2 separate regions of the Homo sapiens genome follow, and region 2 is linked to region 1. Evidence: chromatin contacts called from ENCODE Hi-C data. All regions are on one chromosome and are shown on one strand. Each heading gives the region's core, a stretch centred on a gene start or an enhancer-like site at or near the end of the contact. The rest is flanking DNA. Distances are from core to core; before and after follow the strand shown.

The links. A loop is a pair of places that touch in the nucleus more often than their neighbours do. Pooled maps may share reads with other maps.
Region 2: a map of heart left ventricle shows a loop between it and region 1 (2.0-fold over the local background). The contact joins the enhancer-like site here to the promoter of PPP1R3G in region 1. A Hi-C loop is called at or near these places in 3 of 168 maps with a recorded cell type or tissue (ascending aorta, cardiac septum and heart left ventricle) and 8 of 50 pooled maps.

What each region holds. Positions count from the first base shown.
Region 1 is chr6:5,082,958-5,087,624 of GRCh38, reverse strand. It overlaps PPP1R3G (protein phosphatase 1 regulatory subunit 3G), which reads right to left and starts at 2,284. Exons shown (of 1, transcript NM_001145115.3): 1 at 1-2,284. The coding sequence starts at 2,139. The coding sequence ends at 1,063. All of the region lies in intron 3 of LYRM4-AS1 (LYRM4 antisense RNA 1), which reads right to left. It also overlaps a transcript of LYRM4 not described here. RefSeq lists silencers at 1,533-1,762, 1,793-1,842, 1,983-2,082, 2,333-2,512, 2,923-3,202 and 1 more and an enhancer at 1,313-2,002.
Region 2 is chr6:5,203,986-5,208,652 of GRCh38, reverse strand. All of the region lies in intron 2 of LYRM4 (LYR motif containing 4), which reads left to right. All of the region lies in intron 3 of LYRM4-AS1 (LYRM4 antisense RNA 1), which reads right to left. Among named protein-coding and RNA genes, the nearest start is that of LYRM4, 55 kb to the left of the region's middle. Within about 2 kb of position 2,337, at least 26 of the 41 ENCODE cell types and tissues checked have a DNase peak (open chromatin) inside an H3K27ac peak, as active enhancers do; they include ascending aorta and heart left ventricle, where a contact is called at or near this core.

The sequences.
Region 1 (4,667 bases), core at 1,035-3,534:
CCCCCATCCCCTGCGCTGGCAGTCCAGCGACTAAAAGGGCCCAGCTTCTCTGACTGCTAATGGCCCGGCAAGTCTCCTAACAGTGTGCTCTGCCTACACAAAGGGCGCCGGGGCGTGCGTGCCCGGCTCTCGCAGATCACAGCCAGGGCCTGCCCGAGGACTGGCATTTCAATTCACCAAACGTCTTAATTCGGAGGGGGACGGAACACTTTCTACAGAACATTTTAAAGCACATGGGAAGTTTGGGCCCTTTCGCAGTAGAGAGGAAGGAACGAAGGGGAGGAATTTGTAGGCTGTTGTTTAAGGATTGTTAAAGTGCGCACATCATCAGCTGACAAAGATCGGCCGACTGCCAATGCCTCCCCAAACTCACGAAAGCCAAAATTCAGAGTACAGCGTAAAAGGGGGTGCGAGTGGCCTTTACTTTTATAAAGGACATTTGTACACAATGTCGCACAATAAACAACGTCAAGTCTGGGCACACATTACCCACATCTCAGTCAAAAGAAAAGGGTGGCCTGGCCCAGCCCCGAAGGGTTTTCTCTGAGAAATAGGTTGGGGTGTAAAGGTCCCACGCGTGCACCCACAGTCCGTGGCACCTTCCTCTGGTGCACCGTGGCAGGACGCTTTGTTCTTTCCCTAGGGGTCTCCAGCAAACTGCAAGGGCTACAATATGATATTTAGAGTTAAAAACCAATCCCAAGGCCTTAGAACCATGCCCGGGAGTTGGGAGCCTTTTTCTTGGAGGCAGCTGCTCCGGGCCTTGGAAGTTTCTTCCTATTCTGACGCAGGCTGGGAATTCTAGAGGCCTTGTAGGAAGGTCAAACGGACGAGAAGACTGAGGTCAGAGGCTTTCGGAGCATTGCCCGGGCTCTCTAAGCTCGCTCACTTGTCTGCGGGGGTGCGAGTCGACGGTTCAAAGTCTCCCTCCTTTCCCTCCACGCGCCCCTCACGCCAGACTCGCCACGCTCAGCAAAGCGTCCCAGCAAGTTCCTTGAGGCGGCAGCCCGAGCTCCACGTGCTAATCAACCCCGCCCCACGGCTCTTCGAAACTCTCCAGGCTCAGAGCGCGTCCGCAGGGCGCGCGTAGCGCAGCGTGTAGTTGGCGCCCGCGTTGTTGTCCCAGTACTCGCCCTGCGCGCAGCGGTAGCAGACAGCGAAGTGGACCGCGACGCCGCGCTCGTCGGCGTCCTCTTCGTCCTCAGGCTGCAGGCCCGGGGGCAGGCACAGCGAGAAGTGGAAGCACTCGGCGCCTGGCTCTTTCTTGGCATCCCCGGACCCTGGCTCGGAGGCCCCAGACGGTGCCTCTGGCTGCTGTGGCTCCAGCGGCTCGGGCTGCAGCTCAGCCGGCACGTCCAGGAAGGAGCGCCACTCGGTAAAGGTGTAGCGCACGGTCACGGCCCTGGGCCCAGGGCAGCTGAGCACCCGGCCGGAGCCCTTCACCTCAGCGCCCGAGGCCGTCGAGCACTGCACGCGCTCCAGGCACACGCGCTGCCGCTGCAGACGCTCGGCCGCGGCGCTCGGCCCCGGGAGCTGGAAGAGCGGCCGGAGCCGGGAAGGCGGCGCTGAAAGGGGCGCGGCCACTGCCGCCGCGGCCAGCAGCCCCCCGAGCTGCTCCAGGTCCTCGGCACGCATAGGGAAGCTTCGGAGGCGCGAGAGCACGGCGGGCGGCACCTGCGGCTCCTCCGCCTCGCTGAAGTGCTTCACGCTGGCCAGGCTTAGCCCCAGCGTGTCCGCGAACTGCACCCGCTTCTTGCACTTGGCGCAGCAGCCGCCCGGGCCGAGCTGTGCGTCCTCCGCCCCCTCGCCGCCCAGTGCCACCGCCTGTTGCTGCTGCTGCTGCAGGAACTTGGCCGCCTGCAAGATGGGGTCGGCGGGCAAGGAAAAGGAGCGCGCGCGGCAGCGGCGGCGGCATTCCAGCAGCTCCTCCTGCTCCTGGGGGGCGGCCTCTTCCTTCGGGGACAGGGGCCTATCCCCTAGCTGAGCGTCAGGACTCGGGGTCTCCGAAGCGCCACCGCCGTCGCCGCCACCCTGCACACAGGGGACCACCGGGGCGGGCAGCTCCTCGGCCGGCGGGGCCTCTCGGAAGGGCGCTGGTCCCGGCGCCTCCAAACTTAGCCGCGCCCCTATGGGCTCCATGACGCCGTTCGCCCCTGGACTTGCTCGGGCCGAACCGGGCCCCTCTGGAGACTTAACTAACTCCTCGGGCCGTGGAAGGAGCGCAGGGCTGCAGTTCAGGCTCGCCCTCCCCGAGGCGAGTCGCCCCAGGCTCGACAAGACAACGTAGTTCCACTTTGGAGCCTCCGGCTTTTAGCTGCGGCTGCCCAGGGCGAAGTGGGAGGAGGATGCGGGCCTGGGGCCGGCTCCGGGGCCACGCCGCCTCCCGGTTGAACCTGCCCGCGACGGGGGAGGGCCGGGGGCGGGGAGGCGCGGCCGCTGGGACACCTGGAAGCCGTGTTCCCGAGTGCTCCGGTGGAATGCGGGGGGCGACTTTCTGTCGTTCGCGGGCTCCCTGCAGCCCTCACCCGCACCCCCGGCGGGGCTCGCGTCTGTTCCGCTTCTTGAGTGCCTCGAAGTGGGGGTGCAGAGCTCGCGCTCAACCTTCAGAGACCCCCACGTGCACAAAGTCTTCCTGCCCATGAACTTGGCCTGACGGCTCTGCCCCCAGAGGGTCACTGAGCGCTCTCCTCTTGGCTGCCTCACGGGCTGGGGAGTCCCCGGTGCAGCGCGCAACTGGGGAAATCTTGCCTACGCAGAGGCTGGAAGGAGGCCCATTCCGCGCCGCCGGAGAGCGGGGAGCGCATCCCTTCCCTTCTGCTCCTGCTTTCCCCAAACTTCAGGGCGCCCCGGGTTCCAATCCCACTCGGAAGCCTGACTCGGTCAGGCGCGCTCCGCTCTGCTCTTCCGAAAGCCGGGAGGCAGGAGCCGCCGCCCCCATCTGCCCAGTGGCGGCGCGGGGTGGGCTGCGGCCAGACTGGGGCGGGGACCGTGTGGGGACGCGCCGGGGAGCGGCCATGGCCCGCAGCCGAGAGCGGCCGGAGGCCATTCGCGCCAGGCCCGGGAGCACGTCCCGCCCCTCCCCCTGTCCCGCCCGACGCGCCCGCGAGTCCGCGCCCCGGGATCCCGCAGGGAGGGCGGAGAGGGGGCCCCGTGGGGCCGGCGCCCACGCGGCACGCACCACCTCCCACCGCAACCGGACGCCAGCGCCCCAAGCACCCTCCCCGCCCACCGGGAGTGGGGGCGTGGCCCGCGCCGGACTGCGCTGTCACCGCCCTGCTGCTCCGGCCTTGCCAGGGGCCAAGGCCCGAACCTGAGGCCGGGGAGGGGTGGGGAAGCGCGTCGTGGTACCTAGGGATTGGGGGAACGTCTAAAAGTGGTGTTTTTCTTGTTTTGGTTTTAAGGCCACCCTGAGGGCCATCTAAGTCAGTGATTCTACTTCAGCATGCACGGACATCACTCGGGGGCCCGTTGTCACATCACAGGGCCCCACTCCCAGAGTTTCCTTCTTTCTAACTTTTTCGAGATAGGGGTCTTGCTATGCTGCCCAGGTTGGTCTCAAATTCCCGGCCTCAAGCAGTCCTCCCGCCTCAGCCTCTAAGGTAGCTGGGATTACAGGCGCCCCCCACTGCTCCCAGCTCCCTAGCGTTTGTGACTCAGTGGGCTTGGGCTGGGGCCTGGAAGTATTTCTAACAAGGGGATGCTGATGCTGGGCTCTGGGGACCGTATTTAAACCTATGTGGATGTGTATTCAGTTACTTATATAGAAAGTTGGGGATTCTAGAAACAGAACCACTAATTAAGAAACGTAATTAATTGGGGCTTCATAACTAAAACATGTCATGGTTTGGCAGAACTGAAAGGGGCCAGGGTTTTAGCCATGTTGGCAGAGGGCAGGCAAAAGAGATGGTGGGTGAGGAGCGTGTTAAGAGCTTACATTGATTGACTGAGCACCTACAGGATGTCCTGTCCATGAAATAGGAATCACATCATTCCTGCCTACATATAGGACACAACACTGCAGAAAGATTTCTCATCGCCAAGGCCCCACAGGGTGGCTTTCATGGGATTTGAAGCCAGGCAGCTTAGAGGAAACATTTCCCCCATCACTACTAAGCCTGGGCTGGGAGTGATGTCCTGTAAAGGGGGCCCTGCCGGTCCCCTTGCTGGACTCTTGCTGGTCATTTTATGCCCAGTGTGGAATTCCATGACTGTGTCTTGACTTGGGCATGGCATCTCCAAGAGGCCCCAGGCGCACACGGCCTGTCTTCCTGCAGCAACTCTGATTTCGGGAAGGACATTGCTTTTACATTTAAATACACATTGCTACATTATGGAGTTAAATACAAAATTCACAAGCTATTTTAAAGATAAAATAAGACTTCAAAGAGATTTTGAGGTGGTGGCGACCCTTTGGGCTACAACCCTCACGGGGGCACATGCTCACTCCAGGACAGAGAAGGAGGTGAGGGAGGTGCTGGGGCATAGAATTTAAGGAGGCATCACTCTCAGGGTCATGCAGGTGCACTGGTCCCAGCCCCGGCCCACCCTCCTCTGTGCGGTGGAAATGCTAGAGGTCCCACCCCCGGGGAGCTCTCAGTGCGTGGGAGGGGCCAACACTATACAAACTCAGCCCCTGTGGCCAATGCTGAGAAGGTGGTATCTGACCT
Region 2 (4,667 bases), core at 1,088-3,587, 120 kb before region 1:
TGCCTGTTAGTTTTGCTTGATTCCTCCGAGGATGATGTGCATAAAACAAGATTCCATTTCCTTTCTAAAAGAAGCCTGTCCCTATGCGTCTTTCATATACAACAGTTTTCCTTTAGTGTATTTCCATGTGCTGGAGTGCTCCCATAAAAGGCAGCAGTAATGCTGTGTATAGAAAACTTTTGCAAGAGTTTCATTTGGGAATTTTTATTATGATATCCATCCTTCTCCCATTTAGTCCTCATATCATTCACTGTGGAATTCCTTAAAGAACTGTTTTGATGCTGAAGCAGATATTATTAACTCTGGCAGAGAAAGCACATTGGTCTCACAGGCAAGAAGCGGAAGTTCTCAGCTCAGATGATATTTTACCTCATGATCTCAGGCAAGTTGCCTATTTGCCTAATTTACCACATCTGTAAAGAGTCAAGTTTATGATGGTGGTGGCAGCAGTGATGATGTGTGCTTGTCAGTGCTGCTTCCTTACACACACACTGTGCACCACACACTGTACTCCACACTTTGAATACGTTGTCTCAGTGTCTCCTAAGAGAAAGGAACTCTTATCCTCATTTTTTTAGGTGAGGAAATTCTGACCTGACATGCTGGGGTAATTCTCCCAAGGACACACAATTAGGAGAATGTTGGGCCCACCTGCACTCTCACTTGTTAGCCAGCTCTCAGAAGAGGGATCAGATTATGGGTGGCCTTATCTTGACAGAAGGAGACAAGACATTGAAGATGAAAGACAGTGGCAAGATGCATGTTTCCTTTTTCTAATTGTTCATTTAGAGCTCTTGTTAGAAGGTAACAGCTTACCCTCTGTAGGCTCATGAATAGCTTGATCCCTAGAGGCCAGGCTCCTTTATCACATATCAGAAAACTCTCTCTCTCTCTGCCGTCAAAAGAAAATAAATACGAAAACTACACTCCGAAAATGTGAAAGTTCAACCACCTTATTTAAGAAGTATTTGCTCAGAATTTCCCCATAGATCTGAAGGCTACAGCTCCAATTGTGCTTTTCCAGACAAGCTATCACTGAAGTACCCTTAAGTGGAAACTTTTTGATGCCTCACTGCTTGTCTTGTCCTTTCAAGTAATCAAAGTTGACTCCAGTCCTGCTTATGCAGAAGACCTTCTCCCAAGATGACAAAGGAACAGTGTCACATCTTTTAGGAAAGACAATCCAAGGGGCTCCCCCTTGTTTGTGTTAATTTGTATTTCTGTGTTGCACCCTCTGTGGTGCAGGGAGGTGATGGCCCCTTGCCTGCTGTGTATATGAGGGCGTGCACTCATTTTCTGAGCCCTTGCCTGCTGTGTATATGAGGGTGTGCACTCATTTCCTGAGCCCTTGATAGCTGCAGCTGAATTTTCTTTTCGGACTGGATGGATTTCACCTGTGTATATGTGACAGCTCATTTCATCAGTGCTGTTGGGAAGATCTCTCCTAATTATACATCTATCAGTCTAAAAAACGGCGTGGCTTTTTCCTCCCTGAGATATAATAGGAGTGGTGAGTAAGAGAAGAGGTTTTGAGCAAGGTACACCTAAATTTAAATCCTAATAACACTTACTCAGTAGCTGTCTATCCTTGGTCGTGGTATTGACTCTGTCTAAAGTCATGTCATCACTCAGTGTTTCTACTAAAGGCGAAGGAGCACCATTCTAGTTTTGTACTCAATGTGTTTTTGAAATACCAGAGCCAAGCTATCTGTCAGAAATTGTATATCTTCCCTAGTCTGGTAATGAAGCTGCGATTTCATGGATTGGTCAGTTACATGGATTGGTCAGTTATGAATACTGAAAAGGCGCTAAGAATTCTCTAAAATGTGGTACCAGAATGCCCTTAGTTTGATTAAATAATGCTAGTGTGGAATTAAATCAGTATTTTACTTACTTTCTTTTCCCCAAACATTTCCATTTCATCCAGTCTAAGAAGCACTTCTCTTCTCCCCACTCCTCCCGCCTCTTCAATGGAGTAAAAATAGCACCAACCCTGAAGTCATAAGGATTCCCCTTCAAAGTCTGTCACAAGTTAGTGATAGCATCACCATGAAGTCCTCACCTCTAGGCCTCACCTGTAGAAAGTAAGAATTTGAGCATATTGGTTTCCAAGATCCCTTATAGCACAAGAATTTTTTCAGGAATTGGCTCTATTGTTACAACCTAAATTTAACTGCCTTGTTGAGATCCTTGGGGTTTCTTTCATTAGACTATTCCACTCCACTGATAAGTGAGTGCATTTCGGAATTACACACAGAGATAGCTAGGCCATGGGGGCCCAATAAATACTCACTGATTGTTGGCCCAGCGAGCCAGGAGACCTAGGTTCTGCTCCCACCCCCCACTGGCTGGCAGCCAACCCTCATAGGCCAGCTTCCTCCTGTGGATAAAGAGGATTGCTCAGTGTATCTCTAAGGTCCCTTTCATGCCTGACATTTTCTGGTTCTGAAAATAAATGCTAATGATTGCCAAGTCCCAGAAACACCCTGGTGAATGCTGGATTTTGACCAAGGGTGAGCTATGTCACTGACCCTCTCTATTGACTGAACTGACTATAAAGGGAAAGCCTGACTGCCCAGATCTCCCAGCAAGTGTGTTTTCTTGCACATGGGGGAGTAACTGGATGATGTAATGCTGAGTTATGTAATGCTGGTTCTTCACGGTCGGCTCCAGCAGCGGGGCCTGTTTGAGAAAAGCCTGGAGCTGCACTTTGTGAAAGCTTTTGACACCCAGCAATGGCAGGAGTGTTGCATGGATCATGGTGATTTCTGGGGTACTGTGACCTGGAAAAGAGAACCTGCCTTTTCCTACAGGTGATAGGTTATAGATATCTCATTTACGAATGAGGTTTCCCTCCCTGGAACTCATCAGAGCTTCTGAGAAGGAGTGAGGTGGAGAAGGGGGAGCTGGTAAAAATAGCAAAAATAAATTTTCCTCTTGCTTTGAACCAGGTTCTATTTTAGCAGAGCCAAACTTAGTGTTTTGTTTTTTAAAAAATAAGTATCAGCTATTATTTGAAGCTCACTGCTGTCTGTATAGCTGTTCATGTTTTTTGTAATATTAAAGTATTTTTCCTACTGGAAATAATTTTTGAAACTCAGCCTGTTTTTTTTTATAAGACATTGACCATACTTTTTTCTCTCCCTGGCAGTTCAGGGAACCACTCGGAAAATGGCTTGCTCCTGTCTATTTCTGTACTGTGTTCAGCCTGTCCCCCGATAGTCGTATTTTATGGCCAGCCTCTGCAGTATTCCAGTTGATTTGTAACCATGAGTCTCTCTCCAGCCAGATTGCAGGATGCCGGAGGGCTGGGCCTTCCATGTCCTTGGGACCTAGCACAGCACGAGGCACACAGCACACCCAGTGCACTTGTGTCTGCATTCACCTCCTCCCCTAGGGAAGGCCTTCAGTGACCTTCCTGCCCCTTTCTTCCTGCTGCAATCTCATTGTTCTCTGGACCAACAACACACTTTATTGTGACTTTGCTTAATAGCATGATCACATTGTTTTAGAATGGCATTTTAATAAGTCATCCTGTCCCTACCCTGTGAGCTTCCAGAGGATTAGCGTTGTTCTTATTCACTGTGATCCCCAGTGCCTTGTTGATGCAGAAAGCACTCCATTAATGCCTAATATAATAAGGCCAAGCTGGCTTGGTAGGAAAACGTAGGGAGTTCCGCTGAAACTCAGAAGGATGGTTCCAGTCCAGACTCTGACTTGCTTTCTGGCCAGAAGTCTTCACCTACCCTGTGCACCACTTAGCATCTTTGCGAATAGACAAAGTGAGATGATGTGCACTAGCACCCTGTGGAAACAGCAAAGCTGCTGATCAGTGTAAAGCAAAAAGTGACCGAGGCAGATCTCAATCGATAGAGGTTTATTTGGCCAAGGTTGAGGATGCACCCGGGAAAAAGAAACACAAGTCACGGGAGGATCTGTCATCTGTGCTTTTTTGAAAGAGGGTTTTGGGAACTTCAGTGTTGAAAGGGGAAAGAGCATGCAGGAGAGGAAAGGGAAAAAAAGGAGAGAGGGTAAGCAGTGAGGCAAGTGGTTCCTTCCTTGTGAGGCTCTGACTAGCGCTCAGTGAGTCTGCATTTCACATGGGAAGAGAGGGAGGGAGAAGTCAGTTACCTGTTTGGGAGCAGAAGGAAGGCAGTTTTTGTGTGACTCACTTCCCAAGCTTCCCTTTCCCTTTGGCATCATGAGTTTGGGGTCCTTCGATTCTGCTTTTCTTTCACACCAGTGAGTCCTGTTATCCTTAACTAACAAACACTCAGACTAAAACTCCTCCTTTACTTGAGGAAGTGGGCATATCCCTTTCCAGAAAAGAAGCCAAGGAAACTAGAGTATTCCCCTGTCCCCCAGCCCACCCCCAGAGTCAGTTGAAAAGAAAAGGTGATCCATGAGGTAAGTTCCAGCAGGATGAAAGGAGACTGTGGAACTCTTTTATTTTCCCTGGTGCCCCACGGGAAGGCATGAAGGCACAGGCCCAGGAGTACAACAGGAGTGGTTTCAAGTCCTGGCTATCACTCCCAAGCTTTATGAGTTTAGGCAAATGACTTTCTGTGGGACTCTTTCTCTTCTGTAAAATAGGCATAATTGTCTGCCCTTCCTAGGGGTGTGAAGGAGACTGACAATGTTTGTGAGGCACACAGCACAGCGCTGGG